Linked DNA regions of Homo sapiens: region 2 is linked to region 1. Evidence: chromatin loops called from intact Hi-C (ENCODE). Cell type or tissue: B cell. All regions are shown on one strand.

Region 1 (5,000 bases):
ATGGCTAAGCAATGCAACAAAAACAAAAATAAACAAAAGGGACTTAATTAAACTAAAGAGCTTCTGTACAGCAAAGAAAGAATCAACAGAGTAAACAAACAACTTGCAGAAAGGGAGAAAATATTTGCAAAAATGCATCCCACAAAGGACTAATATCCAGAATCTATACAAGGAACTCAAATAACTCAACAAGAAAAAAGCAAATAACCCTATTAAAAAGTGGGCAAAGGACATGAACAGACATTTTTCAAAAGAAGATATACAAGCAGCCCACAAAAATACAAAGGAGAAAATGCTCAGTATCACTAATTATCAGAGAAATGCAAATTAAAACCACAATGAGATACCATCTCACACCAGTCAGAATGACTAGTATTAAAAAGTCAAAAAACAACAGATGTTGGCAAGGATGGGGAGAAATGGGAACATGTACACACTGTTAGTGGGAATGTAAATTAGTACAACCTCTGTGGAAAACAGTATGGAGATTTCTCAAAGAACTAAAAATCGAACTACCATTCGACCCAGCAATCCCACTACTGGGTATCTACGGGAAGGAAAAGAATCATTCTATCAAATAAACACCTGCCCTTGTATGTTTATCATAGCACTATTCACAACAGCAAAGTCAGGGAATGAAACTAACTGTCCATCAACAGATGACTGGATAAAGAAAATGTGGTCTATATACAGATGTCTTTTGCAGCAACAGGAATGGAGCTGAAGACCATTGTCCTAAGTGAAGTAACTCAGAAACAAAAACTCAAATACCACACATTCTCACTTAGAAGTGAGAGCTAAACAATGGGTACACATGGACATACAGAGGGAAATAACAGACAATGGGGACTCTCAAAAGCAGGGAGGGAGAAAAGGCTTGATGATTGAAAAATTACCTTTTGTGTACAGTGTTCACTATTTGGGTAATGGGTACACTAGGAACCCAAACCTCACCATTATGCAATATACCCATGTAAAAAGCATGCACTTATACTCCCTGCATCTATTAAAAAAAAAAAAAAAAGATAGAAGCCTGCCCAGCAACCAAATTCAGCTCTAGCAGTTTCTCCTGACCACGCTAGGAAGCACCCCTGAAAACATGGCTAAACATACACTCTATGACAGAGTTTGGGTCAGAGACAGAGTGCCACCATGGTAACTGCATACATTTCAAGACCCTTGCATAAAAAGCACATGCCTCTCTTCAGCCACAAGGAATAGGAAAGAAAGACAAAGATGCTTGAATAAAGTATTCTCCAAATACATTTGAACAATTCATCATCTTATGAGACCCAAAATATTATCACTGATATCCTTTGCCCAGGTGAAAAGAGGAGACAAAAGCCAGAGGTTATGGATCTTAACAAATATTTCCTGTTCCCTCCCTTTAGTTTCTGGGAAAACTCTTTATCTCGCAGCACGAATGAAGAATATAACTACAAACATTTCAGGGTCTCTCAGGCCTTGGATCTCTGCTCTACAAGCAAACAAGAACAGCCTTTTGAGTTGGGAAATGCATGAGCAAAGAAAACAAGGTGGCCTCAATCCTGTTATCTGCCAAAACAAAATAAAGACACTGCGCCATTTGGTTTTTATATTTATGTGGTTTTCTGGAATCGTTTCTCCATTTTTACTTTTGTGTCCCATGCAGCTGTTAGAGAGCTGCTTCTATGGACTGTTGGGAGAGCACGCAACACATTTTCAAGAGTAACCCATGTTAACCCCGCACTGCTGAAGTTGGCTCCACACTCGGGGGTTATATCAACATTTCCTCCTTCAAGCAGATCTTCCACACAGGAACTCCTCCCTCCACCTGCTAAGAGGTGACCACACCACAATCCCCGGGCCAGGCTGGCAAGGCTGCAGGGGTGAGTGTGGCCAGGCCCAGGTTGCTCAGGTGCCCACCCTCCTTCCTCAGCCCTGCCGGGCATTCTCCACCAATCGGCACTTTCTGGTTTCTTCCCCACTGTGGTAAAAATAACTTCCTCTTGAAGTATCTAAATCTGTATGTGATTTTACACACTTTTTTTTTTTTTGGCACGTTGTCGGATGAATTCTGACACTAAAGCAGAATGAAATTGCAAGAGATCTGCAATCACATTTCTGTAAAGCTCTGACCAGATGAGTCAGTTCCACTGTTTTCTCAAAGACTGAGAAAATACTTTCAGGCAAGACACTGCATTCTAAGCACCACAGCAGTTCCTTCTCCCCTAAGCTTCTTAGGAACTTGGCAGTGTGGTAGATGGAGGGAGGCGGAGCAGAAGGCAGGGTGCTGTTTGTTGTGATCTGCCCATGGCTTACTGGCTGTGTTCTGAGCAGAGAGGGCGTCTCAGGGGACCCATCAACCCACATCGACGTGGCTCCCAGAACTTGGCCGCACGTGCTTGGAGGAGCTGAAGCAGGGTTCCAGCCAGCCCGCTGGGGGCCTTGAAGTAAGGCTCTGTTGCACTCCTGCTAACACCCTCAGAAAAGCGGTGGGAGGAGCAGTCATTCTCAAATACCACAGCTTCGAAGAGGATCCCTTCTGACAGTAACATACCACTGCACAAAGCAGGCTCACTGAGGGAACTGGAAAACTGTTCAGTTCTGTGGCTTTTACGGGCCATGTAGACAGAGGAAGGGGGCTAAGATGTGTAAGGGAATCAAAACCATTTCATTTCTCTTTGTGCTTACTGGCCAGCCGTGTCTCCTCTTCTGTGACTGCTCCTGTACTCTGCCCATTTATCTCGTGAGTTGGTTTATCTTTTTCTCATTGATAAACTGAACTTTTAAAGACCTGCATATTAGTTCTATTTCCTGGGGAGATGTTTGTGGTTTTTTTTTGTTTTGTTTTGTTTTGTTTTGTTTTGTTTTGCTATGGTTATGGGGTGTTACTGTTGAGCTTTCACTTTAATATAGTTTTTTTTTTCTTTGTGGTTTTTACTTTCTGTGTCTTCAAATGACTTCTGATGAGAAAGTACTGGTAAACAGACCTATTTGTCTGGACAAGATTTATGTGTGTAGCAGAGCAGGGTAGACATAATAGTCATTTTAGTATCTTCAATTATTTGAAGACTATAAAGTCCAATAGACAAGCCTATATAGCTTCCAGAAGAACAGCAAAAAATGGATGGAGGCTAGAAAGGAGTAGCTCACCACACTGTGAAGAACCCTCTTACCCACTGGAGCTGCCCACAGTGAAATGGGATGGTCAGTAGCAGGCAACCGGGAGGAGGCTGTGCAAATCCTCATCAACAACACAGCTTTCACCTATCACATAGTGAGACTCTAAACTCTGGAAACCCATGTCTTACTCTGCTTCTTCTCTCTTAGGACTTCCTGGGGACATTCTGCTTCCCCTAATTTCTAGAGCAAGTTCTGGCGGAGGTGGAGGAAACGCACTGCTGATTTTAATTTTAGAAAAAATTTAACTATGATTAAGACTCAGAAAATGACAACGATGGCCTAAAATGTTTTTGTGTATTCTACTTGCCTTGGTCACTTGACTTCTGCAATTTTTAAAATAAGTGTTTGGGTCCAAAGAAAATAGCCTTATATTTGTTTCAGTTGCTACAATTATATGACCTCTTGTCTCTTTCAGCACATGATTTGAAGAACAGCAGAGATCTTAGAACGATCTACTTCAGTGATTCTCAAGAGAAAAGAAACACTCTCCCCTGGGAGTGCACAGAAAAATTACCTCAGGGACTTTTTTTTTTTTTTTTTTTTTTTTGAGACAGAGTCTCGCTCTGTCGCCCAGGCTGGAGTACAGTGGTGCGATCTTGTCTCACTGCAAGCTCCACCTCCCGGGTTCACACCATTCTCCTGCCTCAGCCTCCCGAGTAGCTGGGGCTACAAGCGCCCACCACCATGCCCGGCTAATTTTTTGTATTTTTAGTACAGACGGGGTTTCACCGTGTTAGCCAGGACGGTCTCGATCTCCTCACCTTGTGATCCGTCCGCCTCGGCCTCCCAGGGAGCTGGGATTACAGGCGTGAACCACCGCGTACGCCGCATTCTTTTATTTTTTTATTTTTATTTATTTATTTATTTTGGGATGGAGTCTCGCTCTGTCGCCCGGGCTGGAGTGCAGTGGTGCGATCTCGGCTCACTGCAAGCTCCGCCTCCTGGGTTCATGACATTCTCCTGCCTCAGCCTCCCTAGTAGCTGGGACTACAGGCGCCCGCGACCACGCCCGGCTAATTTTTTTGTATTTTTTAGTAGAGACGGGGTTTCACCATGTTAGCCAGGATGGTCTCGATCTCCTGACCTCGTGATCCACCCACCTCGGCCTCCCAAAGTGCTGGGATTACAGGCGTGAGCTCAGGGACTTTTTTAAAAGGACTTCCAATGCCATGCCCTTTCTCCCTCTCCTGGCCACTGAGATGTATTCCCATAGGGACAGTCAAGACCCTATGGAAACACTGCTATGGATGAGGGTCCTAAGGAACGGAAACAGCTGAGAATCATGGATCTAATGAAACTCCTTCATTGTAGAGATGAAGACACTGAAGCCTTGGAGGCTCACATGACTTAACACCGACAACTGACTTATTGTCGGGTCACCCTGCACACCCAGGCCTAGTGCCCCCTCCATCCAGCCGCATGGCTCTGCCTGACGGTTCTGTTTATCCAATGGGAAGGCATTCATGTCAAACAGCCTTTGTGTTAAAGCAGGAAGCTCTGTGCTGGATGACAAGGTCAGGGTTTTTAAGGTCCCCAAACAAAATACAACTTTCTACGAAATAATGTAAAATCAGCATTTGCCTTCAACTGCTCAAGGAACTGGGTGATTGGCCATGCCAGATGGTATGGCTCTCACTTGCCGCAACACCTACTGGAGGCTAACAGAGCAAGGCAACACAGAGAGGCTGAGCTTGGGAAACAAGCAAGTGAAGACACAAGATCTGCTTCTGCGGTTCACTGCTCTTGCTCTGACTGTCAATGAGAGGGAAGTGGGAACTGAGAAAAGAAAGTGGGCGTACTACTGGACGTGGTAGTTTCGTCATGAATGGGGGAAG
Region 2 (5,000 bases), 110 kb before region 1:
GGAAGCGTGTGTGGATGAAATGCGTTTGATGCCAGCGTCGGTCTTATACAGATGTTGTGGGACAGATAGAACCATCCCATCTGGGATTATGCTTTCCTATAAACTTTCAAGTAACACAAGGAAAGGATCATAGTTTCTTCTTTATTAGGCCTTCAAATGTAAAATAAGGTTTTGAATAGAGCAGTGGAAATTATTGAAGTCATTTGGAAAGGTAATCCTCACAAAATTAACTAGCAACCTAACACATGAGCCTGATGGTGTCTATTAAAAGGGAGTAAGCTTTAATAAATTCATCACTCTCCTTTTCCTATCATCTCTCTAGTTCTATTTCACATCAGCTTTAATAGGATTTACGTGAAATTTTGTGGTTCACAGAACTATAATTTTGGAAGATAAACAAGGATTCCCAGACCTCCATATGTTACTCTATGCACAGATAAACACAACACCAAAAAACAAAACTACACCAAAGCCAAACAAATAGGTGCCTTAACATCAGAAATTCCTTTCCAAAGATAGGCTGAAGGCACAAGGGAAAGAATGCAGGGGAAGAATGTGAGTATGGCAGCCAACAGCCCAAGGTAGTGATCTACTTATTGGACGTAACCTTGGCAAGGTCTTGCAGTTTCTGAGTTTTAGTTTCCCTAGAGGTAAAGCAGGAAGAATAAAACTTACCTCATAAGGCTGGGGTGGTGTGAAACGGGGAGTGGTTAAAATCATCATTTATAAACTACCTGGCATACAAACATAAAGTGTAACTCTTACGATTATATTTAAAATAGAGCCAATTTAAGAACATGGTACATTAAGTAAAACATCTTCCAAGTAGTCACATACATAAACATCAGTCTGGTGCTGAAAGATGTAGCCCTTGTTACGCTCTTAGAATGGCCTGTCACAGTCTTCCTGCACATTTTTCAGGATTTATGATGGGGGGGTTATACCTGGGCATAAATTAATGTAATTTTCAAAACCCTGGCAGGGTTTGGGTATTCCTACACTTGTAGTATGATTCTGAAAAATAAAGTCTACCGTGGCTCATAAATACTCTTTAGTACTTAGTAGATCGGTTTCTTTTCTAGAGAAGTCTTAGTCCTACCTTTCAACAAAATGAGTTGGGAAATCCCTTCTAAAAGCCTGGCTGTTTTGAATTGCTCATAAATCTAGAAATATTCACGGTCTTTTCAAAGACGAAGTGAGTCACTCACTTTTGAATCACTGAATTTGAGGGTTGATGCAGATTACAGGGCTTGAAAGCAAAGGCCAGCACTAGCTCTGTTGGACAAAACCAGAGTTCATCTTTGCATTAAAACAAACGTCAAGTTTTCTGGTTTTCAGGGAACTAATGGAGAAAACACATTCGTGAATTCCAAATATATCCAAGCCTACTTAACATCAACTTACTTGTTGGAAAATGCTTCTTAATAAAACAATTTTTCCCCAACAGCAGAAAACATCAATTGAGTGAGTCTATCCTTACTAAAAATAAAGTCATTATCATGGTGCAAAAGGGAGCAGAAGCTCATCAGAAGACAGAGCTTTTGTCTAAGGAGTGGCCTGACATGGAGTGGGGCCTCAGATCACAGTGTCCTTTGCAGAGGAAGTGATGATGCCAGGACTGCTCATCAGTGGCAGGCTCATCAGTGATGAACAGCCTCTGACTGAGACATTAAGAAGATTACTGTGTTGGATGGAGGGAGGCACAGGATGATCTTCCAACCTTACTTCCAATTCTCAGATTCAGGGACTCCCTGAAGATCCCTTACAGCAACAAGCACAGCAAACTGCTCATCTTTTAAAAATCACCTTATTTATCATGTAGATTTCAATCCTACAAACAAGTGTGTATTAGTCTGTTCTCATGGTGCTGATAAAGACATACCTGAGACTGGATAATTTATAAAGAAAAAGAGGTTTAATAGACTCACAGTTCCACGTGGCTGGGGAGGCCTCACAATCAGGGCGGAAGGTGAAAGGCACATCTTACATGGTGGCAGATGAGAGCATGAGAGCCAAGCGAAAGGGGTTTCCCCTTATCAAACCATCAGATCTCACGAGACTTATTCACTACCACGAGAACAGTATGGGGGAAACTGCCCCCAGGATTCAATTATCTCTCACCAGCTCCATCCCACCCAATCTCAAGATGAGATTTGGATGGGGACACAGCCAAACCATATCAAAGTATGAATAATAAATATCAAGAAGAAGGATATTAATGATATCAAGAAGACATTTTAACATGGGTATGACTCTTTATAAAGAGTCGGTGCTATAGCACAGAATTTTACAAATAAAATGGCTTTCAAAAATACATACATACGTACATATATATGTGTGTGTGTGTGTGTGTGTGTGTGTGTGTGTGTGTGTGTGTATTCAACAATGCCTCAAAGAAAGGTAGAAATGGGAAGGGAAAGCTGTTTGATTAATGCAAACTGGGTTTTTCTCTCAAGAATGACTTTGTGCCTGCCAAATGACAAAGGTTTCACAGATTTTTCTCTACTGTGACTAGCAGGCAAATGTGTTGGTTTATGCCCAGTGCAGTGGTAGGACCTGGGGTTACGTGGATGTGAGATTGTCTGATCTCAGGACACAAAGACTGAAGTTAGTTGAGCATAGGAGAAGTGAAAGATACTTGCTTTCACAGCTGAGGTTTTACTAGAGAAGCCATAGAGCAGGCAGTAAGAACAAGACTCTGGTTGCCCTCGAGGCCATGACCGTTTCAGAATCAAGCAAAGCCATTACAAACCTAAAGAAAAAAAAAATGCCTTGTGGAGGTCGTAAAAAGATAAATCAAAGGAAGGTACATGTAACAGAGAATAATTGAAGAGATCACTCAGCAATGGAGGAAATATATTTCATGATAGTACAAAGAGGCATTGAAGCAAAAACAACTTGTAAGGAGAATAAAAACAATAACACGGGGTTATAAATGAGAAATTAATATTATAATGAAATTGTGCTGATGAAAGCTGGAAAGAGAGAATGAAGTTATACTAGCTAATAGAGATATGAAGCAGTGGAAAATGAATGTTTAGGTAGGGAAGCCTTGATATTTTTCTGAGGTACAGGAAAATAGAATGCAACTGGCATTTATTATGTCTATCATGAGTTGTTCATTAGGCAACTCACTAGGTAGTGCTCTCATTCAATCTTCAGGTGGATGTTGTTTTCGCATCTTGTAGACGAGGAAACAACCCTCAAGGGGTCAAAAAATTTCCCCAGGAAGGGACAACTAGCCAATGGTAGGGGCAGCACAGATTTGGAAGAGCCGGTTTCCACAGCCCATAGTTGACGTCCTTATTTTGCAGATCTACCCCCGACTACTGGTTTTTTCTGTCTGTATAACATCAGCAATTTAATAAAGGGGCAGATTTTGAAAAATGTCTTTCAAATAAATAAACGAGAGAAATAAGGTTTGGGAGCTCATCGTAGGTTTTCTAAACTATGTTATTTCATTTTTTAGTTATCACTAAATTTATTTAGTTATCACTAAATATATTTAGTTATCACTAAATATTGATTATAAAATAATCAATATTGTCATGGAAAAAAGCAGGGAAGAATTTAAAGTCTAATTAATTCTTTCTTTCCCCAATATGTATATGTATTTGTATATATATATACATACACACACATATACATATACATACACACACATATATTCTAAAGTTATATAAATAATGTCACATAAGGCTGTGCATACATGTAAGAGATAATTGTCTAACGAAGCATGCTTTCTCAATTTAAAAGCCTCAGACATACATTCCATGCATAGTCCCCAAAATATTCAAAGTCAAGTTAACAAAAGTTTGTTTCCTCACCTGGAGTGTTTTTATCCCATCTTTCCACCTATCCAAATTTTAGCCATTCCTATCCCCATTTTCTTTCTTAAGTCCATTTTTCAACACTCTAAGCCACATTAATTTGCCTCTTCTCTGAATTCACACACACACACACACACACACACACACACACACACACACACACACACAATTTCAGCAAGGAAAGAATGGGTCAATGCCGGACCTGGATGCTAATGACATTTGATTGCTGTATGTTTCATTTCACTTTGGCATGGAGCCAGCTTGTCTAACAACCAGGTGTTTTCTCTCTCTCTCTCTCTCTTTTTAAAACATTCTTTATATTAAACGTAATAAGTAAATGACTTTTCCAAAAAGAAAAAGGAATTTAAGAAAACACCCGACTTTCCTCTACAGTACCTCTGATCACAAAATTGGACACCACACTGAAAATGCAACACTTGATTCATTTCTGTGGGGAGTCTTTCAAAAGCTTTAAACACGGTGACCCCATGCCCAAAAGGGCATTTGAAAGACAATTTCAAAAGTAAGCCCTGCTGTTACTCCACTCCAGAGACCATTTTGAGCTTCTTTTCCACCACTAATGTCACAAAAATGACCAACACGCCAGGAAAGAGGGCTTGCATTTCGAGTCAAATCCCTTTAACAGAAGTCATTCTTAAACATGCCACACCAAACAGATGGAGTCATCGAAGTACTGTATGTACCACCTGTGCTTTCATCCAAATGCCACCTGCAGTACAGACCAAATGAACTTTTAAAGGTTCCAAGCCAACATAATGTTCACAGTCATGACCACTTCTAGGCCTAAAAATCGCAGAGTACAAAGTCGCATTTTGAGTTAGCTTACCTAGATTTTAAATCTTTTATGAATAAAACAACTATATAAATAATGCACACCACATTTTAAAAATTTTTATTAGCACTTGTGGAGAAAATAGACATCAGCCTTTCTGAATACTGAGCATTGTGTACTGAGGGCAAAACAAGGGAAACCAGAAAACCATCTCAATGCCCTGTAAACTGGACACTAGACCAAACTATTTTGTCAAGTTACAATTCCTCCCTTTACTATAACTATTAATCATGACATTTTCTGAAACAACCAAGGATAACTATTAATTATTGCCTCAACACATAACATTCCGGTGAGGGTTAATATTGAGCGTCAAC

The links. Hi-C counts contacts between places; a loop is a spot of excess contacts. Peaks named below come from ENCODE experiments on the same cell type or tissue, not always from the same donor. Only the 100,000 strongest peaks of a DNase experiment are listed, where the experiment ranks them.
Region 2: a loop joins it to region 1, with 4 times the contacts of the local background. A loop is called at or near these places in 5 of 110 quality-filtered maps.

Annotation. Positions count from the first base shown.
Region 1 is chr6:148,758,560-148,763,559 of GRCh38, reverse strand. All of the region lies in intron 1 of UST (uronyl 2-sulfotransferase), which reads right to left. It overlaps LOC107986659 (a long non-coding RNA gene), which reads left to right. Exons shown (of 2, transcript XR_001744408.2): 1 at 1-2,728; 2 at 3,581-5,000. Among named protein-coding and RNA genes, the nearest start is that of UST, 14 kb to the right of the region's middle. RefSeq lists enhancers at 1,699-1,838, 2,092-2,842. In B cell, no CTCF peak of the experiment used is centred here; DNase peaks (open chromatin) are centred at 2,389, 3,609, 3,959 and 4,889; H3K4me3 peaks cover 2,651 bases; H3K27ac peaks cover 5,000 bases.
Region 2 is chr6:148,864,663-148,869,662 of GRCh38, reverse strand. The region is part of intron 1 of UST (uronyl 2-sulfotransferase); the gene reads right to left. Among named protein-coding and RNA genes, the nearest start is that of UST-AS1, 98 kb to the left of the region's middle. RefSeq lists silencers at 436-730, 2,484-2,533. In B cell, no CTCF peak of the experiment used is centred here; DNase peaks (open chromatin) are centred at 2,612 and 3,222; H3K4me3 peaks cover 1,014 bases; H3K27ac peaks cover 1,084 bases.